Regions from separate parts of the Homo sapiens genome. Here region 2 is linked to region 1. A link is an interaction called in ENCODE POLR2A ChIA-PET data of the cell type or tissue named here. Cell type or tissue: Panc1. All regions are shown on one strand. Links, peaks and the distances in the headings refer to the core of each region. The heading gives the core; the rest is flanking DNA.

Evidence for each region. Peaks named below come from ENCODE experiments on the same cell type or tissue, not always from the same donor. Only the 100,000 strongest peaks of a DNase experiment are listed, where the experiment ranks them.
Region 2: POLR2A ChIA-PET joins it to region 1 with 23 read pairs; 2 of 35 experiments call an interaction of 5 or more read pairs at or near these places.

Annotation. Positions count from the first base shown.
Region 1 is chr4:85,532,398-85,544,044 of GRCh38, forward strand. All of the region lies in intron 1 of ARHGAP24 (Rho GTPase activating protein 24), which reads left to right. Among named protein-coding and RNA genes, the nearest start is that of ARHGAP24, 63 kb to the left of the region's middle. In Panc1, for the core only: no CTCF peak of the experiment used is centred there; no DNase peak of the experiment used is centred there; H3K27ac peaks cover 892 bases.
Region 2 is chr4:85,453,725-85,465,371 of GRCh38, forward strand. No RefSeq gene overlaps it. Among named protein-coding and RNA genes, the nearest start is that of ARHGAP24, 16 kb to the right of the region's middle. In Panc1, for the core only: no CTCF peak of the experiment used is centred there; no DNase peak of the experiment used is centred there.

The DNA.
Region 1 (11,647 bases), core at 1,131-9,130:
CATAGTGAGAATTGTATAATTAATTTCTGAACATTATTTTTAATCTCTACAATTATGTCTCTTTCTATATAATGCTCTTCAGATAAAGAGTACATGGTACAATTGGAGATTAAAATTGGTATTGTACAGCCATCATTCTTTTTCAACAATTTGACCATACAGAATTTAATCTCCCCATTTAAGATTATATAATATTTGATACCAACTATTATGTTTTGTGATCTTTGAAAGAGGAAACCACAAATGTTATGATCATACCGTGAACATTCGAGCAGTTATCATCTGACAATAGTTGTTTTTACCAGTTTATTATTTACCATGCACATTCTGCCATTTCATGATCTTGCTGCATGAAAACAAACTCTGTTCTATGACCATTCTAATCCTGTCACTGCTAGGAAGTCACAGCAAATCCTTAATGTATAAACTGCTTTTATACTGTCCACTGCTTTTTGTCAGTGATGGAAAGCTTCTGAGTTCCTTAGTTCATTCTATTCACTGATCAATGCAGCTCTCAATAGGCAAAAGCCAATTCTGTCAACAAACTGTGCTGACTTGGGAGAAGAAACCTGTCTGCTAAGACCATGGGGTGACACCTGGAACAAAGTCATCTTCAAGGACATCTTCAAGGCTGTTAGTTTTACTTTCAACGTATGAGAGGTCATAAAAGCCTAAATAGATTGTTGTAGGGGACATTCTGAGATAAAATATATAGTGGGAATATTTGGTGGAGAGTTTAAAAAGACAAGTGGCTACTCATTATGTAAGTCTGCAGGCTTATGGTGATAAACCTCAAGGGAAATGTTTCCTATCAATTGAAAAACCTCTGTATAAACTTTGGGACATCATCTTGAAGGAGGGGACAGTTTATCTTTCTGTAATTGTTGTTAATTTTGTCCATAAAGAAATCTCCTAGTTTTCAAGCTAGATAAGTATACTTTGGTGAAATGCATCCAATATTTTTTAGACATTTGCCTTTTTATTATTTTTACTTTTGATCTTAAACTTACATTATTCTGTCAGTCAAATTATATTGTCTTTATAGTCTATTTTACTTGACATGCATTCAGCAATCAAAGTATGGATGAAAATATTGTCTAATATGAATTCTCTCATATTCCATGCCTTTGGGAATGTAGTTTAAAGTGTTTCATTAGCTTTAGAGGCTGAAGCATTCTGCGTGCTTTATAGCATACAGTAAGGGGTATTCTCCCTCACAGCTTGCAATGTAACTTTGGATTATAGGGTACTCTTTATATAATCTGAAATATATCTTTCAGTCTCTGTGTCAGTTGCCACAGAAAAAAATAAAGATGCTATCACTAACATAATTTTGTTATTACAAATATGATTATTATATAATTACATATTTTTGTAATTATCAAATTTGTATACATTCAAATGTAATAAGATCCCACTAAACATACTAAAATATATTATGGTAATCATTAATTTAAAACTCCTAGAAAGATTCTAACAAAATAACTAGCCTATGTTAAGTCACTCTCTTCGAAAAGATGACTTATAGGAACATTTTAAGTTTATCAAAGACACTTTTTCCCAGGATAACATTGATCTTAGCTGAATCTGCACATGAAAAGCTCAGCAGTTAGGGAATAAGAAATCCACAAGTCCTGGATGAAGAAATGAGTAGCATAATGATCTGATGTACATGGGCCCAGTCTAGGGAAGCTGGTGAAGCAGCTAACACTAGAAGGGAGGCTATCACAGAGGAGATGGCTAAGTTTACATCTCTATCTGTATCTATTCCTCTATTATCAGCTATAAAAATGAGAAGTATTACCAGTAAGGAAAGGCAAGTTTTGGGTAACTTGAAAAAGATCTCAAAGAAATAAAGAAAAATAAGGATTATTGAGTGCCCTCTGTTCCTTTGACACTTGATCCTCCCGTTTCCTGCAAGTCACATGACAATGAGCAAGTTTGGTTTTACTAACTGAAAGATTGTAACTAACTTCTGTAAGACTGCAGGAAGAAGCTAGAAAGTGGCTGGGCTGGCATTCTCACCAGGTCTCCCCTTTCGCCGCCTGCTCCAGCAGAAGGAATGTGGTGGCAATAACCAATGGAGCCTGTGAGTGACATGTTTGCCTGGCCACAGTGAGGCTGTTGGCTTGTTGGTTGGGGGAGAAGGCAGTTGGAGAAGATGAAGTGGGGTGGAAATAAATGTGGGTTAAAAGAAGGAAAAATTGATAAAGGTCTTAGAACTCAGCAGCAGCTGAGTGAAATATGAAATAGAGGGTAGCAAGCTAGTCCCCACATTGCCATATTGTTCTAATTCTTACCTGTGCATAATATTATTTGTTCAAAGCCTCTAGTTGCCTATTTCAGACAGACGCTTCGTCACCAGGATCATTCCTTATGACTTCTCTAACCTAATGGAAGTGGAAGTCACTAGCAGTGGCCTCAAGGCAGTCGGTGAAAGTGACTGAATAGGTGAACATGCTTGCTCTATCTCCAACTCAAAAGACACCTGGCTAAGGTCCGTTGGGCTTCTGTTGACCATATTTACAGTAAAAAAAAAAAAAAAAAGAAAGAAAACAGAAACAAAAACAAAAACAAAACTTTCCTAAAGCTGTGTATTTAATTAAGTGGGTTTGAATGTCCCTCAAGATAAAGAGTTGAAGTATATGAAACATACATAGTCCAACTCAAACTCTAAATATGTTATTTCCTTGATTCAAATGTAAAAGCTCAGTTTTAGATACTGATAGATTTTCCAATGCACAAAGATGCATTTTTGTACCCCTATTCATTTATTTATAGTTTTAATAGATAGTAAATAAATCACACCTTTTTTGTTAAAGAAAAGAAAGTTTTTTAAAAAGCTGGAGTCAAAGTGGTCATTATACCCAAAATTGCTCCTCACTATTTCAAGCTAGACACAAAGTATCCTACTTATATATGAAGACCACACATTCAACTGGATAACATACAACTACTAATTGAAATGTGGGAATCAGATATGTATGGTAAAAATTTAAGAATGTAGAAGTTGGCACTTACAATGTTATTGGTAGTACACAAATTAAAGTTCCGAAGAGCTCAGGGAGGTCTAGAGATAGAAAAAGTACCCAGGTCATCCCATTTGTCAATTCTGGTGATGAATAAAACAAAGGAAGTCATAAAAACGCAGAATAAGGGATGTGATTTGGTTATGGTGAATAATCATTTCCAAAGCAAATGTTGTCCCATCTGAATCACATAGCCCATCCTATTGGCCATCAAATTCTTCTCAACCTTCTTTCCCTCTTCTGCACTCTAACAAAGAGACTACGGTGGAGTTTATAGAAGCTTCTACAACGTGGTTTTGTTGTATATAGATGTGTATGTATGTCTATGAATATGTCTCCCCCCTATCTAGTTTTAGAAACCGGTATTCCTAAGTTATGGCTTTATTTTCTTCACTATTGATGTTCTTGGAAGAGTAAAATTGCTAGTTCATTCTCATTAGTCACTGTTTTTTCATTTCTCTTTCAATTCTCTGAAGCTCTTCTGAATGTCAAAAACATGAGGGCTCCATTTTAGTATCCCTAGTTGTTGATTGCCTGTGTCTCGTGACGTTTATTGTGACAGGTATACCATGACTTAGTTTACATCGCTGGTGTTTAACTTCCACCTGTGTTCCATTCATTCAACAAATTTGACAGCAGTATTTATTGACTGCCTTTAATGTGTCAGACACTGTTTCAGTTGAGTGATATAATCAGAATCCTTACTCCAGTACAAAAAAAAAAGGACATGCTAATTACTCTCAGAGAACCTAGGATCAACTTACATGACTAGACACTAATAAAGAACCACACAAATGAATATAAAACTATATTTGTGGCAAGTGCCACAAAAGAGAAGAATGTGGTGCTATGAACACATAAACCCTTCTTCTCAGGGAGGTCAAAAACCACTTCTGTGAGAAAGGTAATGTTTCAGCCTTGTTTGCTTCTCAGTTATTTGATAAACTTGTGAATCACTTTATCACCTATAAATGATTTTCTTTTCAGATGACTATTGGAATAGTGAGTAATATATACTATTTTTACTGTCCTTACCACTTATCTTTGACTTTGTTTTAAAGTCTTTTCCAAAAAAGTTATACACTTTTTTATCACTCATTCAAACTCTAATTAATACATCTACCTAATTTTAATAAATGGCTGTTGGAGTGATTTAACTGGTAAACAAAAGGTATAGAGGCTTTTGATCAGAATGAAAGCAGTGTTCAGACAACAAAAATTACAGGGATTTTGCTAAATAATAATAGCATATATGACAGGCAGTATTTATAATAGATACATTTTGTGAACTTAATTATACATCTTTCGGGGAGATAGAGAAAAGTGAGGAAGAATTGTCTTTTGCTAAAACTGTTAATGATAAATTCTCATTAGGTAAGTTAGGTGATTTGAAGAATGGTACCTTTGTGTATGAGAGTATTTATAGATATGTAGCAATAAAAGCATATCAACATTTTAGGTCATAGGTGATTTTATACAGTGCTTTATCAAAGACCAATATTCAAAGGCACAACAATTTATTGCATTTCTACTGTGGACAATATGGGAGACCTTGGTATTCTAAGCACATGTTGTGAGGAAAATCCTCATTATTTTTCTCAATTTATTCAAGGGAATATTAATTCAGAGAAGGAAAATCATCATTACTGAGGACTACAGTATGTTAGATGCTCTATATTCTACTGGTGTTTTTTTCCATAGTCTCCTTATCATTCACACTTCAATCAATGGACAAGCACCTATTGAGCACCTGCTTTATATTCAATTCTGGGCTGTACACGAAGGAATTATAAGACACGATTCTTGACCTTGAGAGGTTTTCCATCTGGTTCGTAAGATAAGGCTTAGACCTAAGACTCAATTAGAGAAAAACACATTGACTATTGATGCAAGGTCTCTCCTCTTGTGCTCAGCCATTTATATTCCAACATTCTTTCTTTTCCTTTCTTGATTATTGACTCTGGTCCCAGGCAGAAGGTCTATATTTTGAGCAGTAGAAATGCAGGATTCTAGTATGAAGGAATGTTAGCAAAAACAATGCAGCTGTAAAAATCCATATAAAGCTAGCAGATTCCTGTAGGGAAAAGTAATTTCTTCCTGCTAAATTTTGAAAATTTTCCTAGGGTAAGGTATGTTCTCATACAAAAAAAAAGAGTATTGCCTATTTGAGTTTTTAAATTCTTCTTTTGTCTGTTGGCATTTGAAATTATAGAAAACTTTCTTAAGGATTGGAATGAACTCCTGGCATCACTAAGTAAGCTTTGCTACAAACGGCAATGCTATCTGGCCATTAGTGGCCAGCATACCACTAAAGGAAAATATTTTAATTATTGCAGATTGCCCCTAGAGACTGATTTACATTTTGGGAATTGGAAAGCTTAAAAGCAGTCATTCAAATGTATTCAGAGAAAGCCCAGATATGGTGCGTACAAGTCATCTAACATATTCTCAACCTTTCACTTGTATATTGGTGTCAGGGTTTTTCTGACCTTGATGGAAAGATACTTCTTTAAAGGTACAGATATGTATACCAAGGCTGAAGTATGACTTGATAATTTAGGGAAGATGTACACTTAGTGAACAAATTTAGCAATCCAAGAAAAAAAAAAACAATCATTGGTGCCACTTTGGGAGAAAGCCACTTATGCTTTACCCTGGTAATCATTAATAGTTAGGGAGGGGTAACCAAATAACATCTTCACAGGTTTCTCCTTTCTAGGATTTTGAGGTATGAAGTGAGATAAGAAACAAGGGGTAATTTAAACACTCAGATCTGAAATATTTGCTCAACAGTTTTAATATCAGGGCTCAAGAAAGGAAGTAGAAAATTATTACTTCCTTTTTGCAAATAAATCTGCCTATAAAAGACTCTTAAATGAGCAATGTATTTTGAGTACACCGTAGTTATATGTTGATTATTTTTATTTTACTATTTTGACTTTATATTAGGTTAAATTATATGATATTGCAATTTTTGCATGCAAAACCCTATAATATAATGGCAATTTGGTGGGGTTCAACCTCATCAGTAAGCTGTGAGGGAAAGGCAACTATACTTATTATGGTGTGCAATGGCCTCCAAGTGCCCCTCTGTAAGACACAGGATGGTCAGTAAAGCCCCATCCACTGAACTGTGTATTCTCTACTGGTATAATTGTGTCTCCACGCACCTATTTGACTTGTAATTGAACTACTACCTAAAAATATTTTGAACTCTCTTACCATGACTCATTGACTTTGAGAATTCTACCAAAGAAGAGTAAGTATTTGATTTTATGTTTGAGGGTATAGTTACCATGACATAACAAAGACTTTTGAGATCTTGGTATCAGTATAGAGATGTGTATACCTATTCAGTTATTGGAAATAATCAAACTCAACAAATTTTGATTTCTATCAGTCATCAATAGCTTCTGAGCTTATAAGAGAAAGTTGATTTTATTATACAATGATAAAGGGCCAATATTGTAAATATTGGCATTCCAATTTACTTTACATTACTAATGACATTTGGGTCCTGATGGATTTTGCAAAGAATTCGTTTCCACTTTTCTGCTAATGTACATTTAATTAATACTGTCATTGAATTCACAGACAGTTGTGGGAATGTGTAAATGGTAAATATATCATGGAATATGAGAGGTTTTTTTACACAATGAGAAAGTCTCGGCTCCTGAATATAAAGCTTTGCACAGTCTCTAAGATCTGAACCAAAACGATTTGGTTTATCTATACAGCAAAGCTACAAACACAAAGCTACAAGATGGTATTTTTGTTAGGAATGAAGATAAAATGGTTTCCTATATGTTCCATTTAGCAAATGAGAGAATTACTTTCCTTCCTTCCAAGTCTTTACTAGAGAAATAAAAGGTAACATAAAGAGATGTATGAGTAAGGCAAACTTTTTAAACTTGCAATTTTTTTTGTACTAAGCTGACAAACCATTTTACTGCTTAATTTAGATCCACTGTCTTACTTTTTCAAACAACATTTTAATGTGAGTTAAGAGAATTATTTAACACACATTAAAATGTTGTTTGAAGAAATAAATGGTCATAATCTATAAAACAAATTTGAAAAATCATATCAAAGTACATATTGAGAAGAAAGTGTTTGAAATTCTGTTATTATAGAAAATAAACTGTAATTTTGCTTTTTAGGCTTTTCTAGGCTAAATTACCATCTAATAGATACCAGGTAGTTTTACTAAATTTAAATTGCTTAAGTGAAAGGAAAATTGAAAAAAAGCCTTTGCAACTTTCAAATTTGAAACACTTTTTCTGATGTCTTTATTCTGAAGATTTGAAAAGTATTGTGTTTCTGAAGGAGTGACAGAACTAGGTTTACAATATGGAAAATAATGACTTTTAAAATGACCTTCACTTTGGGAGGCTGAGGTGGGTGGATCACCTGAGGTCAGGAGTTTGCGACCAGCCTGCCAACATTGTGAACCCGCATCTCTACAAAAATTAGCTGGGTGTGGTGGCGGGTTCCTGTAGTCCCAGCAACTTGGGAGGCTGAGGCAGGAGAATCGCTTGAACCCAGGAGGCAGAGGTTGCAGTGAGCAGAGATTGTGCGACTGCACTCCAGCCTAGGCAATGGAGTAAGCCTCTGTCTAAAAATAAATAAATACATAATAAAATAAAATAAATAAAAATAAAAATAAACACCTTATTTTTACTAGCATGAGTTTTTATTTTTAAACCACTCATCACATTATTAAAATTAATCTCCATCAAAATAATTTAGTGTTTAGAGGATTTATTTTTAAAAATAAAAATTTTTTATGGCTCCTTGAAATATCATATCAATATTTATAAATAAACACAAATAAAATTTTTAAAAATCTAATGTAGTGGTATTTCAAATCAATATTCAATAAGGAAGAATACCCAGAGGCCTATTTTAAACATCGCCAATAATTCAATGTGACCAATCTTCTGATGCACCTACTAAGAATACTCAGTTGGCTAATTTCTTCTCAGTAGTCAGCAAGATAGATGAATACAATAAAATCCTTGCCCTTGAGATGATACCAGTCTAGAAGTTATAAGCAGCTATAAGCAGCATATGTTTCTATCAATTTTATTGGAGCATAGTTTACTACAACATGTATATACATAATTTACATACAGTTTATGTATACATTAAGTGTACAGTCTGATGAGTTTTGACAAATATATATACCCTTGTAACAATCACCTTATACAAAATATAAAATATTTTCTTCACGCCAGAAATTTTCCTTGTATTTATAATCACATCTGGCTCCATGCAATAACTCTTCTGATTTTTTCCCCACCATAGACTAGTTTTGCCTATTTCAGAATGCTATATGAATGAAAATATATAATTATTAGCAAACAATTCTCCATGAGTCTTATAAAATTCTGCTTGTCTTGTTAGCAGAGGCACTGCTTTTGCTTAGAAGTATTTTTTTACAGGTGTTTGTATAGTGAACAGCCTTGGAAGCTAAAGATGTCTTACTCCTTACAAAAGGGAAGGTTTGTTACTGTGCAGTTTACTAAAGATAATGTGTCCCTCTGGGCTTAATATATATTATAATAGATTTAGGTTCCCAAAACTGTAGGTTTCTTGCCTGTAACACAATCCGGTATTTGTGCAGGTGTGATACTTTCACTGATCCTATTGCTGTGAATAACAGTCCTCCGTTTTTGACCCAGGAGTCTTGTGTCTTCTGCTAGCATCCATGACCTTTTTTTTTTTTTTTTTTTTTTTTTTTTTGAGACGGAGTCTCGCTCTGTCGCCCAGGCTGGAGTGCAGTGGCGGTATCTCGGCTCACTGCAAGCTCCGCCTCCCGGGTTCACGCCATTCTCCTGCCTCAGCCTCCCAAGTAGCTGGGACTACAGGCGCCCGCCACTACGCCCGGCTAATTTTTTGTATTTTTAGTAGAGACGGGGTTTCACCATTTTAGCCGGGATGGTCTTGATCTCCTGACCTCGTGATCCGCCCGCCTCGGCCTCCCAAAGTGCTGGGATTACAGGCGTGAGCCACCGCGCCCGGCCCATCCATGACCTTTAATAACTTGCTCATTGGGTAAAATCCCAGATCCTTCACAATTCTTGACAACAATATATATTTTTTTGTGTCTAGCGTCTTTAGCTTAACATAATTTTTTGAAAATAATCCATATTATTTCAAAAATTAGTAATCAGTTCCTTTTCATTGCTGAGTTGTACCAATTGCATGATGATATCATAGTTTATTCATTCAATTCTTGATAGATATTTGGGTTGATAACAGGCTAGAAGTCAAGATCAGCACATTTTCTAAGTAGTAATTATATCACGTAATCACTGAAACAATAGAGATACTTATAAAATGCCATAAAAAAACAGAAGAAGGAGTGATTAATTATGCAGAAGAAAACTTCACAGGTGGGTTGACGTTTGAGTTGGACCTCAAACAATGAGCTTTTATTCTTCACGATAGTGTGGAAGGCCTGACCTAGTACACTATTAGAAAGAAATTAGAATTTTACCCAAATTTCTAGACTTAGAGTTTTATATATGTATTCCTATGCATAAGTATTTTAAAATAGTGCTTCTCCTTCAAAAAGCTTACAGGAGTTATGCTTCATTTGAAAGTAAAGAGGTGACCCTTCTATAAGCATCTTAAAACCTTTAACTCTTCCTTCATCAGGTCATCAGCATGCGTCAGTCACCAGTGGCTCAATAAAATTTTGAGGTGTTAGTGGGGTGCAGTCCACTCTCCTCAATGCTTAATTTAATGAATTATTAATTTAATTAATATGGCTTGTGTATGCTTTCCTAATCTTATGTAGCGTATAAGTAAGAATATCCTTGGGAAATGCTGCTATTTTTATTGATATACAACCTATAATTGAAGTAAGTGTACTTGTTTGTTAACTATAGCTTCAAAGCAAGTTTTTTGAATCTCTGGTCCACCTTGCAAGCAGAAAGCTGTCCTGCAGAGCCTCTGATGTAGGAATTCTCTTGTAGCTACTGCCTAGCGCATGGTCCCATCTTTCTCCTCTCAGTCCCCTTGCCACAGGCCAGCCCTGTTTCAAATGACTCTGTTGGCGGTAGGAAATCTATTTCTGTGCAGTTTGACTAATCAGAATGCATGAATCTATGCTTTTCATATGTATGCTTTTCAGATAAAATATTTGAATAAAATGGTCTCCCTTAGGGACAGTCATGCTTAGAGCTAACTATATATTCAATATTAAAGGGGGAAATAAAACAAAAGAAATAAAGACATTAAAGAGATAAAAGTAGCATGTATGAAATAATTAATGACTAGTTAAATTTCTGACAATGAATACAGTGTATTAATAGGTAATTGAGAGACATATTGATAGTGGTTGAGTGTAGAATTTTGGAACCAAACTGCTTGGCTTGAATTCTGGTTCTATTCTTTTACTAGCTGTGTGAACTTGCATGAGTTACTTAGTTGTTTTGGACCATCTGTGAAATAGGGATGATAATAATAGCATCTATTTAACGGGGTTATTGTGAGGATTATGTGAGTTATATGTATTAAGCACTTACAACATTGCCTGGTCCATAGTAAATAATATATAACGTTTGCTCTTGAAGCTGCTGCTAACGATGCTGCTGCTAATTTTAGCTGTAGTAAGTTCCAATAAGAAAGAGGCAAGGACGAGCACTGCATATTTGGGTTACATGGAATAGACAGATTTGGAAGACTCCCTCATAGGGCACTTACTGGAGGAAAATAATGAACAATAAATTGGAAAGGTATATTGGGCTAGATTATGACACCTTGAACATGAGACTAAGTTTGAACATGGCATGCTCTGCATTTGGCAGCTATTGAAAGTTTTGGATTATATAAAACACATGTTTCAGAAGTATCGGCCTGGTGATAGTACTGAGAGGTGAGCCTCTAGAAGCTCTAAAACTGGGAAGAACAATGAAGTCATCATTTAGATGTGAGGCAAAGGGCTGGCAGTGAAGGGTGGACAAAGCTGGTTAGCATGGAGGGAATGCGGAGGACAGACTAAAGAAATGTTTTGGTTGTGGGAGCGGGAAGAATGACATCTTCTACTGTTGGTATAGTTGGGAAAGGTGAAATGATGATTGAATCCAGGTTATTTAGCATTCTGTGAATGATAAAACTACTACTAACTGATTTTATAGTATTACAAGATTCTGAATGGCTTCTGAATCTTAAATCAAGCCTGAATTGTGTTTATGATAGTGTTAATAATATGATTATTTTTTCTAATTAATTGGAAATTGGCTACTTGTTTATGTTATGTAAGACGACATCACTAGTCTTCATATTTGATTGATCTGAATGTTACATTCCATAGCCGTGTTAGGAAGCAGAATTTTTTTCCTATAATCCTTAAAATATGTTTTATTTTTCTTTTCACTTGAAGGTTGTAATTTGAGTTAGTAGTTAGTAGTAGTTTTAGTAGTAGTCGTAGTAGAAGTAGTAGTTAGTAGCAGTTCATAGTAGTTTCATCATTCACAGAAAGCTAAATAACCCAGATTAAATCATCATCCTCCTTGTCTCAACTACACCAACAGTTGATGATGTAATTTTTCCTGCTCCCACAACCAAAACATTCCTTTACTCCACCATTCTCATTCTCTCCATGCTAA
Region 2 (11,647 bases), core at 1,311-9,310, 78 kb before region 1:
TCACAGTAACTCACAAGGGTAGCTGGTTCTCCCATTGATCTTTGCTATCGCTAAGACCTATCCATCTTCATTTATCAGATACATATAGCTAGTCTGTCTCCCGCCCCCTGAGAAAAAAGAATCAGTGGGATCCCAAGGAATAACCTAACAACATGATCATGCCACAGAATCTCCAGATACACAGTGTCTTCATCTTTCTATTTCTCTTTTGAAGTGGTTTTTGCTTTTTTCTCTCTCATCCTTTAATTTTTTAAGGCTTTTCTAAAATCTGTCTTTTTAGCTATCTTTTTATTTTCCCTTTCCTCGATAATGTTATATATGTCTTTGGGGGCTATTTTTAGGATGTCTACACATATTTGGTGTCAGATGAAGAAATGTTTGACTGGAAATGTCAGTTGAAAGAATTAGCCAGGATTCTTCCGTAGAGAGACAGTATTAGACTAGAACTTAGATGGGTTTTTGTTCTACACAAAACTGATCTGCTCAACTCAAAGTTGCAGTGTATTAAGAAGTAACTTCGGGAAGGGCACAGTGGTTCACACCTGTAATCCCAGCACTTTGGGAGGCTGAGGCAGGTGGATCAGCCTGGTCAACAGGCTGGTCAACAGGTGGATCAGGCTGAGGTCAGGAGTTCGAGACCAGCCTGGCCAACATGGTGAAACCCCGCCTCAACTAAAAATACAAAAATTATCTGGGCATGGTGGCAAGTGCCTGTAATCCCAGCTACTTAGGAGGCTGAGGCAGGAGAATTGCTTGAACCCGGGAGGCGGAAGTTGTAGTGAGCCAAGATCCTGCCATTGGACTCCAACCTGGGCAACAAGAGCAAAACTCCTCAAAAAAAGAAAAAAAGAGAAGGAAAATACAGGTTTTTTTTCCCTTTGATGCCTATGTTTATAATATTACAAACATAAATTACTATCTGGTACAGCAATACTATTCAGTATAGATTTTATTTTTTTAGGCACAGCAATAAAATAAGGCCCTGAGCTTATGTGCCTTTTGCTTTTTATCTTCCTTAACAGGATTTCTCAAACTTTCTCAAATCTGCTTATCCCTCCTTCCTTTCCCTTTTCTCACATAGCTTGCTACTTCTAATCTCCTGTAGGTGGAGAAATATTCAGGTAAATATTACATGTTAAATCATATTTACTAAGGTTCTCAGTGAGTGATCAGGAATGTAAATATAAGCTTTCATGCTAGAGTAACCCCTTTCCTGTTTATCCTGAAGTCTCAGTGATGATCTTGAGATCTCCAAGACAGCAGAAAATAGGGCATTTCTCTCACCTAAACCTGCCAAGAGAGCATTTGTATTAACCTGTAATGGTTAAAGAAGGTCTCCTATCTGTGCATTCTGAATAAATCCCCAAAATATTAGTGATGTGGACAGGAGGCATGGAAGTACTGGGTAGAAGAGGGCCGTCTCCAGTGAGGGCCACACTCTCAAGCCTGGGAATGTGGCCCAAAGTGAGAACATACATTATTATTTTCCTGTTCAAATGTTGCTTTTTGGCACCCCTCCACTCCCACCCCCTCATACCCATAAACACCCCAGGCTCCACTGGCAGAGGGGTGGCAGAGAAGCAGAGCAGCTGAGTGGCAGAGCAGAGCAGCAGAGAGGGAGAGAAGAGAAGCAGCTCGACGTCAGAGAGAAGCAGCTTGACTTCAGAGGGACGGCTTGATGGTGGGACTTCGGAGAATAGTTTGGCTAGCGATGGCCAAACTCCAGGGGAAGACCACCTCCCCACTTCATCCCCTTTCTAGCTCCCCATCCCACTGAGAGCCACTTCTACGGCTCAATAAAATCCTCCACATTCATCACCCCTCCATTCATTCATGCAACCTGATTCTTCCTAGATGCTGGACAAGAACTTGGGTACCAAGAGGGCAGCTGCAACAGATTGTCACCCTGACCCTCCACTGAGCTGTTAAACACTTAAGCCATCCATGGACAGCAAAGCTAAAAGAGTACACTGTAACACATGCCCTCTGGGGCTTCAGGGGTCATGGATACCCCCCTAGATGCTGCCGTGGGGCCACACAGAGTTCTACTCCTGCCAGTGCCCAGAAGCACTCATCCTGGCTCCTGCACCCCCCCACCTGTGTGCTCCCCCTCCCATGAGGGGTTGAGAGCTATGGCCTGAGTAAATGAGGCAACCCCTTTGCAAGTCCCACAAAGGGGTGAAGGGAACTATCTCATTTTATTAGTATTCTAACTTGTAGGCCTGGGAGAAAACTGAAATCCCACTCTTATAAACATATTTTTAATTTATAATTTTGGACTGCCTCCTATGTTCTATTATTTTCCTCAGCCTGGTCAACTGCTCCATTTAGAAAGGAATGAACAAAGTACACTCATTGGTGAGCCATTGGGTGAGGTGTGTTCAGAGCTCCTGCACCCTTGATCTAGGTGATGAAAGAAGCACTTTGTCAGAGAGACTGGCTTCCTAAGCCTTCCCTTTGCTGAGCAGGTAAATGGAAATATTAGAGAATGGCTGACAGAACAGAAACACTACTGGGAAGATCTTTCTTGGTGAGTAATGAAGCATGATTCTTTCTAAATGTCAAGGTTCCCCAAGCAGGTTGAACCAGAGCAAATGCTTTCAATGATCCTTTTCACATCCTGGCTTCTCTCCTTATAAAGAAAAAGTTATATATGTATGTGTGTGTGTATATATATATATATATATATATATATGTGTGTGTGTGTGTGTGTGTATGTGTGTATATATATACGTATATATGTGTGTATATATATATACGTATACACACACACACACACACACACACACACACAGTGATTGCTAAGCAAAGTCAAAAGGAGGAAGATGTGAGGCACAGAGGACTCAGATGTATGAAGTATTAGTGGCAGAATTTCCAAAAGCTCAAAATAGCAACAGCACAGCCAGAGCCCTCCTGGCTCTGTAAATTCCAACTATCACAGAGAACTGATTTTAGGAAACACATTTCTTTTCCCTCGCATCTCTCTGACTCAGGGGTACAAATATTCTCCTCCTCTGTTTACTCAGATATTAAAATGTTAATTTAAAAGTGGAGTGTCACACTGGTTTTGATATTAGTTTTTCTAAAGGAGAATCATGGTTTTTAATATCATTCCTTCCTTACATTGTAACTTTTTTGTTATTAATTGATATCGAGTGCTATAAGGTTCAAGGATTATCTAAAATTCCTCATTTTATTAATTTCATGTAGTATTTTTATCTGCTTGGTATTTAATTTTTAGATCTTATATATCTGCTCTGGCATTTTTTGCCATTAATGTAGAAGTAACTTGGCTCTGTTTTGTTTTAATGTGATCAGTTGCTATCTTTGATGCCTGAACAATCACCAACTGGACTAAAAAATTGCATTTAGACACTGCTCCACACAGGCAACTGAAGGCAAAGCCCAAGCCTTACAAGCTCATCAATATGACTGATAGTGAAAAGAGCAAGTTAATGTGATACTTTCAACATGCGTCACTTATAAACAATAACTATTGCTTGATTAATTAAAAACATATAAACTAAAATTCTTTGCCATCCTATTTGGTGAACTATGTTTTGTATTTCCACAGATTTTGTCTTAGAATGAGTGATCTTATCTGTATTAAACATTTTTAAATACATGCTATGCATATCAAGTAATGATCTTTGAAGGTTTCAGACTATTTGGGCCCCTAGTAGTGGCATAAAATTATAACGGATAATTTCAGAGCCATCATTTTAGGGGGAAAAAAGGCCTTAGGCTTTTTAAGACATTATGAATCTATGTTTTTGACACAGAAGCTAAAATAATTGTATGCTTTACAGACTTCCCCACTAGGTTGGGCTCATTGAGAGTAATATTGGTATCAGGAGTAGGAGCAGAGACATAGTCAAAATAAACACAAAATAAGTGGGGATCAGGAGGTGAACAAATAATTTTCTATCATTAGCTGGGGAAGTTCTTAGGGGACTTGTCAAGCCTAACCTACAGCTAGTCTTTAGGAAACTATGACCACCTTGGAAAATAGGAAAATTACTAAGTTGTTGTTTCAAAACATATTAGTCACTAACAACTTTGTGTTTATAGTTGAGATTTCACAAATGAAATTACTTCCCTCAGCCATATGACATTGTTTACTCTCTATTGGCTTCTGGCTTTATCCTTGCTTCTCGTTATTCAACTTTGATCCTCTATCTTTGCCAAATTCCCAGTAGTCTGACTTTTTCCAGTATTATCTCAACCCTGTCCCAGCTCTCCAGCATCTGTGTTATTAGTTCACCCGTTCCTGGCTTCCTCACCATCTGACTTCTTGGCCTAGACTCCTGAACTCTGAACCTTGTATTCTTCCAAATGGCCTCCTTCCCCAAGAGGGAAGACACTCTTATTTCCTAGGGAGAAAATAAGTGTTTGGCTCTGGTCTTTGTTTTCCAGTTTCTTCTCTTCTGAGGGTCACCAGCTGAAATACTTAGTGACTCACTCCTACCTGCATTTCTGTGCTGCCATGTTTTGGTCACACTGTCCACTGCGGTATGCATTAACTCTTTAGATCCTACATATTTCACACCAGTGTCATAAGAATTCTACACCCCTCTCTTCCATGAACAGGCTGTACTACACTCATGCATGATCTCAGTCAGCCAACGAATTAATGTTGGAGAGCCAGTTAAGCACTTACAGCTGTGTGGTAGGCATTTGGGGGCTCACAAGACAAATATTAATCTATCGATGTTGCTGGATTCAAGGGTACTTACTTTATTCTTGTTGAAACAAAAGTTAAATTTGTGTGAATGGACTGGCCTTTTTGTAAATAAACACATCCTGCACCACTCCAGCACATGAATAGAGAAAAGCTTCTAGAAGAAGTTCTCACAAAGGGACTACAATTTTGTCAGACTCTGACATTTTCTTAAAGTTGTCTTCTTGTCTATTACTTCTACCACTTTATCCTATGTCATGTTTCATTTTCTCCAGGCCAAAAATACAACAAAAATTCACTTCAGAACAGTACACATAGATTTTTAATCTCAAAATGTGTTATTAAATAGTAGGTAAAATAAAATGTTAATGAACAACAACCACCACTCCTAGCATCTCACTGCCTAGTTTGTCAATGGCGGAATGGGAGAAAGGGCAGAGAGGTTTTAAGAATATGTACATGTCAAGGAGGTTGTAAGTAATGAATGAAATTGGCCCAAGGCCAATTCTTTTTTTTTTCTTTAATAGGCCCTAGTGAGAAAAGTAGAAATTTTCAATTCAAAGGATGCTAGGAAAAGGAAAAAAAAAAAAAAAAAAAGACATAATCCAAGCTAAAATTCACATTGTAGAGCTACCTTTACCAAATAATCTTCTTAGGCTGGAACGTGTGTGCAGCCACCTTTACTAGTCTCTTCTCTCACTTCCTACCTGCCTTTTGGCCATGTGTTAGTCCTTGTTGATTTCTAGCTTTCTGGAATCTATCAATGTGAACAACATTCTCCTTCAAAGAACAGACAACTGGTAAAATCAAGCCTTTTCCTATGTTAAGTCTTCCTAGCATATCTCAGGTACATAGGGAACTTCACTTCAAATTGCCCTTCACAAGGTCTTGCCCAACTTTACAACTGATTTATATATAACAAGTATTAAATAGTGTAATACTTTATCACTTCCTGGATTAGGTTTTCAGTCCTAACTCTCCAAAAAACTTACCAAAAAGTTTTTTTTTTGGATGGGTCTAAAATTCACCACAAAAATATGCAATATACAGTGTTAATGTCTATTTATTGAAGTCTGCATATGCAGATAATGATGCTGGAATATTGTGAAAGGTAGTCTAGCCTTCATTGACATCCCTTTTATTAGCTATTCACAAAATCAGTAGCTACTAAAGCATTTTCTTTTATAGGCTGCTTGATCATTATCCCCATCCTAGTCAGAAAATATCTTGGCCATAATGGTCTTCTACCTTCAAGGACTCAATCTCTAGCAACTGTTTCTAGGCTAACACTGAGAGTTTCAGAATAAAAGTAGGGGAGAAAACTGTCCCTTTCTCAGTTCATGGCAGGGACTAGACATCAGTTCTGCCTGCTTGCTCCTTACTCCTACAATTCACATACCCCTTGGTGGTTTACTCTTTCTTGGTCCTTTGACCACATGGGCCTAGCTGCTAAATCAACTTGTAAGGATCTCCTGGGTGCTTTTTGTTTGCATGGACTTTGAGCTTCTTGCTGCTGCCTGCTGTTGGATGTTTACCTACTTGAATTTGGACTCACCTGCTACCCACCTTTCTTGTCCACGTGGAGACTGCTTCCTGCTCTGAAAGCCCTACTCCTTGATCTACTGTTACTCATGAGTGAAGAGAGTAAGTTGCTTTTCAGGAGACTAAATGTCAGGATTGTTTGCCTGCAATTACTGTATCCTCTCCAAGAGAATCCTCATAAAATCCAGTCTCTTCCTAGTGTAGCTGCCTTGCTTCAGTTTTCTCTATGGTGCTTCAACAGGTTCATCATGTCAATTTCAGTCTTTATATGCCTATTTCAAAAATCTTGAAATGAGGTTTACTTATTTTGGTATGAAAAGACTGATTGCCATTCAATAACTCATTACTGATTGGGTCATTATTGGTAATAAGGAGTAGAGCTTAAGGGTTTTCTGAACAAACAAAACAAAACAAAAAACTAGAAATAAAGTACAGTGTAGTTGATATCCATGACAGCCATTCCCCAATTGGGAGAAGCTTGATGGCTATTTCTAAATTAATTTGGAGAAGTTGGAAGAGAACATGGACTAGAGGAAAAAACACTGCAGTGGGTGTTAGACAGATATAGATCCCCATCCCAGAACTGCTGCTCACTCCCTAAGAAACTTTGGGCATGTCGTTTAATATAATATCTCTGAATTTCAGTTTCTTCCAAATTCCATACTATTAAGAATCAAGTGAGACAGTGTATATAAAGGGTGTAGCACAATACTTAGATCAAAGTAGGTCCTTAATAAATGCTAGTAACCCATGTTCTCTCCAATGAGATGCACCGTTCTTTACACCACCATTGTTTTACACACAGATTTTATTACATTAGCCTTTTAAACACTTCAGTATCTTGGAATGAAGTAAACTTCTTAGCAGGGCCACAATATCTGATTTTACCCATTAAGGTTCCTAAAACATGATGGTTTACATGTTCATGAGAGTATTTCCTACTACCCGCCATGTACCTTTAGTTTTTCGGAAGAACACTTTTTGTCGTGTTGTCTCTATTGCCTATTTACAAGTTTAGAGTTGAAAGATTTTCCATGTAGATGGTAGCATAAGGTCACATAATAACTGAGCGAAATCTTGAGCAGCTGGTCCATTTTTCTGCTGGATGGATAAAAGTTGGGGGCTGTAAAAAGAAGGCCTTCACTAGATCTCAAAGGGAGGGCCTAAGAAGAATTCTCTGAACACACAGTCTACATTGTTTACTGGGATAGAGACTGCACTATCAATGGCCTCAGTTCCCATGCAGTTCCTGTGTGGGAGTGGTAGACATGCTCCCTTAGTGCAGTTCTGGCCATCTCTAGATAATGACCCTGCCCAAGTCTATGTTTCGCTCTAGGTCTCACCCCTTTGTTTCTCATTCTCTCTTGTACCACATCCCCTTTATCTGCTGTATTTCTCCACATTGGAGAATTCTTTCCAGATCAGAATTAAAAGCTATCTCTAAATCACAGTGATGGTTCCCCAGTCTATTGTCTACGCTTACTAGTCTTTCTTTCTTTCTTTCTTTCTTTCTTTCTTTCTTTTTCTTTCTTTTTTTTTTTTTTTTTTTTTTTGAGATGGAGTTTTGCTCTTGTTGCCTAGGCTGGAGTGTAGTGGCATGATCTCATCTCACTGCAACCTCCACCTTCTGGTTTCAAGTGATTCTCCTGCCTCAGCCTCCTGAGTAGCTGGGATTACAGGTGTCTGCCACCACACCCGGCTAATTTTTGTATTTTTAGTAGAGATGGGGTTTCACCATGTTGACTAGGCTGGTCTCAAACTCCTGACCTCGTGATCTGTCCGCCATGGCCTCCCAAAGTGCTGGGATTATAGGTGTAAGCCACCACGCCCAGCCCTATGTTTACTAGACTTTCTATTACCATTGATGGTACGGTCTCCATCCCAGTAAACAATATATCCTGTCATTCAGAGTCACAGGCTTTTGAACCTATTTTTTGGTGGTAGTTGTTTCGTTGTTTCCCCTGGACCATCCTCGACCTGACGCAAATGAACTCAAAGATTAAAGACACAGGAAGAATGGAACACGAGAAAAAAAGAATACCTTGGTTAATATTTTGAGGACAGTATCCCATCATGTAAGTATAATTCTATCACACAGAAATGTTCTAGGACCTATCCACCACGTGAACAATATCTATATGTGAAAATATTGTTAGGAAAGTAGGACCAGCTGCTGCAGGGAACCACCAGGGGAGACGGCTTCCCATCATCCTATTCACATAACCACTAAGCAATGGAACCAAGGACTCCTACAGCTATGAGCTGGGCAGCCGAGAATCTGGAGCTACCTAGAGCACTGCAAATCTTCAGAGATCCTGCTCCATTCTGGGCTTGCTTCCTATCTTGTTTTCCTATTGTCTCTTGAGCTTTTCTTTGTTTTTAGAACCACTAGTAGCCCTTTCCTTTTAGCAAGGATTGATCTTCTTCCATGTTGACTGTGACTAAACAAAGTCTCTGCAGCTTTGGCCTGTATCTCCTGTCTCTGAAACTAACCCATAGCTTCTTTTTAAGAAAAAAAAAATGGGGACAGACAAGGGAAAATCACTTTTCAGGTCTAATTCTGAAACTTGCCACTATTCGGTCTCAGGGAAGAATCTGTGTTTTAGTCTTAAATCATTGGAACTCACTTCTGAAATTAGACACTTGAGTTGAGAATTACATTCCTTTCCATTGCTCACACAAGGATTTAGGCATATAACAGACTGCACTGAGATGTGCCCTCATTTAGGAGAGAATATACAGTCAGTTTATATCAGGAAAGCCATCCTAGGCATTCTGTCCCAGAAGCCAGAGCAGGCATTCTGATGTGGAGACAGGGAGCCTCTGAGGGAGGCACAAAAAGGAGGAGAGGAGATAGGACAAGGCCTGTGTAAGAGGGAACTGCCATCCCTTTTCCTCTGTCCTCAGCAACCCTTGCCTAGCTCTACAAATCCAACCGTGGGTTATTTCTGGACTATTGTTAAAACGGGGATGAGTGGTGGGGAGAAGATAAAATGGGAGAGTAGAGGAATTCCAGGGATGGGATGGGAAATTCAATCACCATTTGGTTAGTTAAGTTGTGCATGAGTCATTTGTATATATATTAGGAACTACCTGGAAGATTGGACAGCATTTCGTTTTCTTGAATTAGGTAGAACTGATACCTGAGTGAACTTGCCAGCTTCCCAAAGAACATCTTCCTAATTTTTGTCTTTGAAATCTCTGTCTTTCTCAGCATTTTCCACAAGTGTTCATACTGACTGTGTTGACCACTTGGTGTTTATGTGATCAATGCTAGATTTGGTTCTATAATGTCTTTTCTGGAGCCTCATGAAGGTCAAGGTCTCAGAGAGCATTTAGAGAATGAAAGAAATGGTCATTTTCTATAAGTTAAGGTAGCAAGACTTTAAGGAAAATCTCCTAGGATTGAATGGTTGGAATCAAGTATGTTCCATGCTTCAGGCACTGTGCTTCTCAGTTCACATGCAATAATTCATTCTATGTTCAGAATAATCCCATGAGGTAACATCATGACACCAATGACTCCCAGCTACAGAAGACACTTATGAAATGAATGGGGAGACAATGGGAGACATCTGAAAAGAAAATCTCTCGTGGGAAGAATGCCAATTAAACAGAACAATGAGACTGAATTCATTATTAGAATACCTACAGAATACATGTAGAATAGGGCATATATACAAATATGCATATATATACGTATGTGTATATATATGTGTATATATATACGTATGTGTATATATGTGTATATATATGTATGTGTATATATATGTGTATATATATGTATGTGTATATATATATGTATGTGTGTGTGTGTGTATATATATATATATATATATATATATGGAGAGAGAGAGAGAGAGAGAGAGAGAGAGAGAGAGAGAGAGAGGTCAGGGGGGTTCAGCCAGCAAGTGAAAAATATAATTTGAAGAAACTGGTGCCAAACAACCAAAAAATAAGAACAAAAGACAAATCATCAGTGCACAGCTATAGATCTTATGGAATAGGTGGGTCTGATTCCTGTTGGGAGTTTCTAGGAAGTTGATTAGCATTGATGACATTTTTGCAGGGTTTTATACCTGCCTCTTGGTCCCACCCTTTGCAACTCCATTAAGTGGAGCAGATTCTGGTATGTGTAGTTTTCTAGGACTCATGAAATCATAATGTTAATAGTAATATCCAAATTGTATTGTATATTGAACTATGAGATTTGAGCACTTCTGTTTTTAAACAATCCTCATTTTCTCCAAAGGATCTAAAATGCCTGGCAGTTTTATGAATATATTATAAAGTAATTGAACCTCTGTGCTTATAATATGCAAACATCAATGTACACGTTATTCATGCCATAGCCCTTGTGTGCTGTGATATGAAGCGTGTGGTCAGGCAGGAAGGCAGTTGAAATCCTCTTAGAACATAAAAATATTGAAGGTTGCTAATGGAAGACTGATGAAAAGGGAAATTCACTGATTTTAATAATGTAATTTGCTGAGTATCACTATAGCAATTTTTAAAAGAAAGAAAAAGGTTTAAATCTCTAAATCTGTGCTAAAAGAGCCAAGGTTAGGATAAGGTTGTAGCATAGCTTGTTTATTAGCATTGTTAAAAATAATGATCAAGTTAATTAAAATTGAATTATAGTGGAACCATCTAAACAGACTCATGACAGCCATTATAATGAGTTCTATTAAAGGCAGCAATAATGATTAAACTATTTTGAAACAAACTCAATAATTTTTATAAGAAATCAATAGTGCACATTTATCTCATGTCCCCATTAGTAAAACTAGTAGCAGAATATTTAGACTGTGGACTCTAAAAATTGCTGTGACCCTGACTGCTCTGCAGAGGATTCTGTAATGTATTAGTGTTGTGTATGCTATCAGAGAAGAGTTGTTGCAGCCAACTATAACCCACATCTGTCCTCCCTCCCTGCAGTACTCTTCCACTTTCAAAGCACAATGGCAACACTGCAGGAGAGGTGAGGCCCTAAAGCAGAGGTTTCACAGTCTTTTCCCACCTCTTGGGAACTCTTTTAATGTCAAAATATTTAAAAGTCCTTTCACATGTAAGTAGTTGTATTTTTAGTATCCTATTGATGAATAAAAGATACATGACACAAAAACTGTGAATTCAGTATTAATTTACAATTTATTACTTACAACTTCTACATACATACAAAGGGCAATTTTAGTGAGTTTTTGTTCAGACCTACAATGTTTTGGTTCTCAGACAAACACAAAACTTCTGTGTTGTTCTTCCCTTTCCCTGTCACCCCAGGATAGTGGCATTGGTATAGGGAATTTGGAGGGGAAAAGCATAGGTCGCTTTTCACAAGGGATGTCTCCTTGGGAATGTCTACTTGGGCAAGTAGTTGAGAGACAAGAGAGTGGATTATTATGGTGTAGATGTCAACACATCTGA